Regions from separate parts of the Homo sapiens genome. Here region 2 is linked to region 1. Evidence: read pairs that join two places in POLR2A ChIA-PET (ENCODE). Cell type or tissue: PC-9. All regions are shown on one strand. Links, peaks and the distances in the headings refer to the core of each region. The heading gives the core; the rest is flanking DNA.

Region 1 (2,923 bases), core at 302-2,801:
GCCTGGCGTGATGGCAGGCACCTGTAATCCCAGCTACTTGGGAGGCTGAGGCAGGAGAATCACCTGAACCTGGGAGGTGGAGGTTGCAGTGAGCCGAGATCGCGTGATTGCACTCCAGCCTGGGCGACAAGAGCAAGACTCTGTCTCAAAAATAAAAAATAAAACATAAAAAAGAATTCTGAGAGAAAAGCCTCCAAAAGTGAGATTTTTCTTGCTCTAATCAAGTCCAACTCTAACTTTGTTTTCTTTCTGCCTCCCTATTTCTGAGCCTATCTTGACAATCCAGTTTAGCAGCCACCTTAGCAGAGACAAAGAAAATACTGGACTCAACAATTTGAGGCCCAGATGGTCCTACTAAGTAACTTTAAGATGTGAAAGCACTTTGGGTTCCATAGAGTACTTTGGGTTCATTAGTACAATCTTGAAATCCTTCTTAAATAACATTAACTCATACATGCAATCAATAGCCCTAACTGATTTATATCAATTCTAACTAACAATTATTTTTGAAAATGAGTTTTGTGGATAGAATACAAAACATACTGTCTCAAAAGTATCCGTGACCTTCTAATTCTTCATATTGTTGTCCATATTTATCATTGCAAGAATAGAGATACATCTGAGTATCAAATGTTTAAGAAAGTCTACTGACAAAACAATAAATTAAATGGAATACTTACCCATGTTTCCACTAAAATAGTCTATATCAGACTTTAGAATTGATATAGAAACCCCCACACAGTGTTTACTTTGATCAGTTTGCAGAAACTGAATAAATATTATGTTTCTTATTTAAATTTTAAAATATCTTCCAGGGAAGAATTTAAATGATAGGTATAGAATGTTGCTTCTTCAGTCTACAGCAAGAGCTTAGTATTTAGGCAAAGACCCCGTGAGGGAGAAGCTACACGGCCGTTACTCAATAGCGACATCTGCTGTTATCACAGGAGTATGCTTTCCCATATTAGGAAGCTCTGCTCTTTGGCAATGGGGTAGCTGGAATGACAGTCAACTCTCAGGCATAAAGAGGCTTATTCTCTAATTTGTGGGTTTTCTCGGTCTTTAGTGACTCTTCATTCCCCCACCTGCACTCTGCCTATTGTCTGAAAGGTTAATCTTAGCTTTCTTACCAGAAGTTAAGTAAGCAGAGAATAAAAACTGAACCTCATATCAATCAATATTGTTCCTGTTATTCGATGGTTTAAAATATACTGTTTCCTGGCCGGGCATGGTGGCTCATGCCCGTAATCCCAGCACTTTGAGAGGCCAAGGTGGGTGGATCACCTGAGGTCAGGAGTTCGAGACCTGACTGACTAACATGATGAAACCCCGTCTCTACTAAAAATACAAAAATTAGCGGGGTGTGGTGGTGGGCACCTGTAATCCCAGCTACTCAGGAAGCTGAGGCAGGAGAATTGCTTGAACCCAGGAGGCGGAGTTTGCAGTGAGCCAAGATCGTGCCATTGCACTCCAGCCTGGGCCACAAGAGTGAAACTCTATCTCAAAAAAAAAAAAAAAAAAAAAATACTGTTTCCTTACAGAAGAATTCCAAATAATATAGGTATATATTTCCCCATCTCCCACTCCACCAAAGAGGTGGAATTTATCCCCCTAACCCTTGAAGATAGACTCCACTGAATGACTCACTTACAAAGACTAGAGTATGGAAAGGGAAAAATAGTAACTTTTCGGTGGAGAAGGCTGGCAGATGCTACCTTAACCCAGTGACTCAGGTGAGCATTGCCAATAATGTCATATGGACACCAACTACACCTGATATTATATGAAAAAAGGGCACTTCAGCATCATGGTTTTCCTTCCAAAATCCCATGACTCCAACAGACCAACCCGGATTGGGGGCTGTCCTACAAAATACCTGACCAGAACTCCTCAAAACTGTCAAAATCATGAAAATCAAGGAATGACTTAGAAACTGTTGCAGAGCAGAGGAGACTACAGAGACCTGAGGATTAAATGCAGCATAGTATTCTGCATGGGATCCTGGAGCTGAAAAAGGACATTAGGAGAAAAACTGGGATATCAGTTTGGTGAAAGTATAGGATTTAGTTAATAGTCCTGTATCAATGTTGGTTTTTTTCATTTGGACATATTTACCATTGTATAACAATGATAACATTAGGGGAAACTAAAACTGAGTGAGGGGTGTATGGGAACTCTTCGTATTATCTTTGCAAATTTTCCGTAAATTTCCAAGTATTCCAAGATACAATTTAAAAAATATATGTATATTAAGAACTTGCTCTATGTCTTTCTCTGTGCTGGACATTCTTGTGGATAACACTTCACTTCTTTTTTTTTTTTTTTTTTTTAATAGAGATTGGGCATCCCTATGTTGCCCAGGTCTCAAACTTCTGGCCTCAAGAGATTCTCCCTCCTCAGCCTCCCAAAGTGCTGGATTATAGGCATGAGCCAATATGCCCACCTACACCTCACATTGATGGACATGGCACAGATTAGAATGTGTTTTCAGATATTTTTTTCTCATGTAAACTTCCACAACAGCCATGTGAGGCAGGCCAGATGGGATTATTTCCATCTAGAGATGAAAAAACAAACTCAGAGAAGTTTTATCCGGCTAAAAGTCATACAAGGAGTTAAATGCAAAGCCAGAACTCACCCACAGGACTTGGCATCATCTTCAAAATGTTTTCTACTCCTCACAACAAGTTTCTTATCTTTAAATTCTAATAAAGAAGAGAGAGGAGGAAGATGGAGGATCGGAGACAGGGCTAACGTGCAGCTCCCATTTGGAAAGACAGAACATGTGGAGACTCACGCCATGGACTTTTGCTCCAGGAACCACCACAGAAAAGTACCAGGAAAACCAAAACAATTCACAGATCCTTTGAAAGAAGTAGCAGGCCACTGCAAATTCCATGAGACAGGTGAAAAGCTGTGAGTT
Region 2 (2,923 bases), core at 315-2,814, 590 kb before region 1:
TTTTATATGGAGGTTTATGTCTAGAGTTAAGTGAAAACTGACACCAAATGAAACAACCAGAGATTCCTATTTCCCACTGCATGCTCATTGCAGGGATAAGTTCAGTGAATGGCATGGCAGGCAGAACCTGCTATACTTACATTATTTGTCTTTTCTGCCAAACGCATATACTTGACTTTTTGAAGTTAAATGCATGAATGATGCCTCTGAACTACCAACTACCAAAAAAAGGAATTCAAGATGATTTACCAAAGTGAAAACCCATAAATAATGAATGACTAAAAATAATCTAATTAATTTATCATAAAGAAAATATCCTAAATAAACTATCTGCTGCAGTGTTGTAGGCCAGGACACTACTAGCTAACTATGGGCATAATTAAGCTCACAGTAGCATTTCATAAGTGCTACAGATTTGCCAACCACATAGACCAGCATTTACTTTCAATTTAATAAATAAACAGCAAAAAAGAAAAACAAGTAAAAAATAAGGGAACTCCTTACTTGGTGCAATAGTTGCATGTGGTCGGCATGGAGGTATCGGATAAGGAACAGGTTTATGTGGATTATATGTTGAAGGAGGCTAAAACATGGGGGAAAATACAGCAGTTAGAAGAAAATCAAGTAAGCTGTCTCCTGGCAACTTGTCTTTCAAAATATTTAGTCCTAATATGCTAAAAATGTCCCCGCATATCATACTACTGGACTACATGGGACAACAAATGAGGGAAATTTCTTTGCTTTAATAAATGTGGTTGCTATTAAATTCCAAATGCAGATCTTGCCAAAGATGGCCATAGAGGTGGCCAGAGATTTTTAAAATCATCTCCAATAAGGGGTTAGATCTCATTGTAAACAGCAAACTCCTCCCAGGCCCAGCCTAAGTTAAACCAAGAATTCCTGTTTCCTCCTACATAACAAAGACAAGAAACCTTCTAGGTTTTACAATCTCAAATTACGCAAGAACTCCCAATGGCAACATCCTCCTAAACTGATAGGAATTCATCCTCTCATTCCCACCCTCTTTCCTCCTTTTAGAAGAAAAAAGCACTGTTTGCGTTAGCATTTGGCATTCTGACAACTCCAGTAGAACATAGACTGGAATCAGGAATTCAGTATGTTAGTTGTTCTGCCTTTTGAAATCCATAAATCCACCAATACTTATTTTACAGTTGATGGAGCTTACCTAAGTAACAAAAAGCATTCAAAGCACTGGTCTTTAGAAAACTGGAAGTATCTGAAGCTAAGCCAGATGCTGTACTTTTTACCTACAGAGAGAGCATGTGCATGCCTGTGAGGCAGGGGAAAGGACCCACTGGTGGTAAGGGAGCCAGATTCTTTCCAGCTCCCATAATTGTGGCCCTATCTGAAGTCTTGTGCAAGAACCATGATCTGTTACTATTCTGCCATAAACAACTCCACTGGAGTTCTTGTCATGTGGACAGGCAGGTTTTGCAAGGTGGTTGTATGCAGGCCTCTAGTACTTCAACTCCAAAGATCCTTCAACCCATGGGGTTGTCTTCTCCTGTCCTGTTTACATTGCAATCATTATAATCACTATCTTGTAAATACTTTCAACCTGTGACTTCACTGTGGTTTCACTAACACTAATTCAGCTAAACTACAAACTTAGTTAAAACAAGCTCTCCACACTCCGTATCTCCAACTGAGCAGCTGAATGCATCTCGAGAAAAAAACTGAAAGCAATTTCACTGATTCTACTTTAAAATAAAAAGCTCAATCTCAAAGGGGCTCTTACTACTGTTAAATATTTATGTTTCCCTCATCCATTCACTCTCTCACTCTCCTACAATTTCTAGAATACTTCAAACTTTGCAACACAAAAATAAAATTTATGCTTTGAGTAAAAAGGAAACTTTATGTAGGAAGGAGTTTGGGCTTGTTTCATCATTTTCTAAACATACTGGTTTGGATGGCCCAAGAATTCGTGCAGCTATTCCTTTGCCTTCGTTAGTACATTCTTCACCATCTTTTTTCAAAGGAGTTCCCTATTAAAAAAAAAAAAAAAAGGTAATTGAAACTTAAAAAAAAAACCCTCAAACCAGTAACAATAACCAACCTCACTGTATTACACTGAAGAAAAGGACTTGGTAAGAGTGTAAAGACTTGCATTCCCATTTCAGTTCTGCACTGGCTGGCGGCATGACCCTGATAAGGTCCTCAATCCTCCTATGCTATGGAACTCTCATATCACATGCAAAGGTACTCAGAAGTGAACATGAAAAACACAGAGAGGATGACAGGAAAATATAAGGTATCCACAGGGACTGGTTCTAGGACCTCCCCCATAAATACCAAAATACATGGATGCTCAAGTCTCTTATATAAAACAGCATAGTATTTGCATATAACCTGAACATATCCACCCATATACTTTAAATAATCTCTAGATTACTTATAATACCGAATACAATGTGGATGCCGTGTAAATAGTTGTTATGCTGCATTGTTTTACTGTATTATTGCTTTTTTTCGGAATACAGTATGTTCTGATTTTTCTTCTTCACAAATAGGAGCAATCAGAAATGAACTTCCAATGCCACAGTATGTATAATACTCAAAGAATAAGAGTACCTATGTTACAGTTGAAAGTAGATAAGAAAAAATGGTGTTCTCTATAAAGATTAAGTGTGATTATTTATATTGTCAAGGGTAAATGAGACCTTATTCAAGACTGTTAAAATTAACAGATCAGAATAAGTTGATAGATTATTGCAGTGTGTCATCGCCCTAACACTGTGTGTGGCTAAATGGTATATACTAGTGTGGAAGCCAACTCCCAAGATGTCCCCCACTGATCCTCATCTCCTACCTGCCCTTGCACCATTCCCTCCCAGAATGAATGGGGCTGACCTGTGTAACACATGGGACATTGCAGAAAGGATGGCATCTGACTTCCAGG

Evidence for each region. ChIA-PET counts read pairs that join two places held together with the same protein. Peaks named below come from ENCODE experiments on the same cell type or tissue, not always from the same donor. Only the 100,000 strongest peaks of a DNase experiment are listed, where the experiment ranks them.
Region 2: POLR2A ChIA-PET joins it to region 1 with 8 read pairs; 2 of 35 experiments call an interaction of 5 or more read pairs at or near these places.

What each region holds. Positions count from the first base shown.
Region 1 is chr13:39,615,354-39,618,276 of GRCh38, forward strand. No RefSeq gene overlaps it. Among named protein-coding and RNA genes, the nearest start is that of LHFPL6, 14 kb to the left of the region's middle. In PC-9, for the core only: CTCF peaks have their summits at 919 (motif pointing left) and 1,127; no DNase peak of the experiment used is centred there.
Region 2 is chr13:39,022,548-39,025,470 of GRCh38, forward strand. PROSER1 (proline and serine rich 1) reads right to left here. Exons shown (of 13, transcript NM_025138.5): 7 at 1,926-2,009; 8 at 505-583. Among named protein-coding and RNA genes, the nearest start is that of PROSER1, 14 kb to the right of the region's middle. In PC-9, for the core only: no CTCF peak of the experiment used is centred there; DNase peaks (open chromatin) are centred at 924 and 1,464; H3K4me3 peaks cover 386 bases; H3K27ac peaks cover 1,872 bases.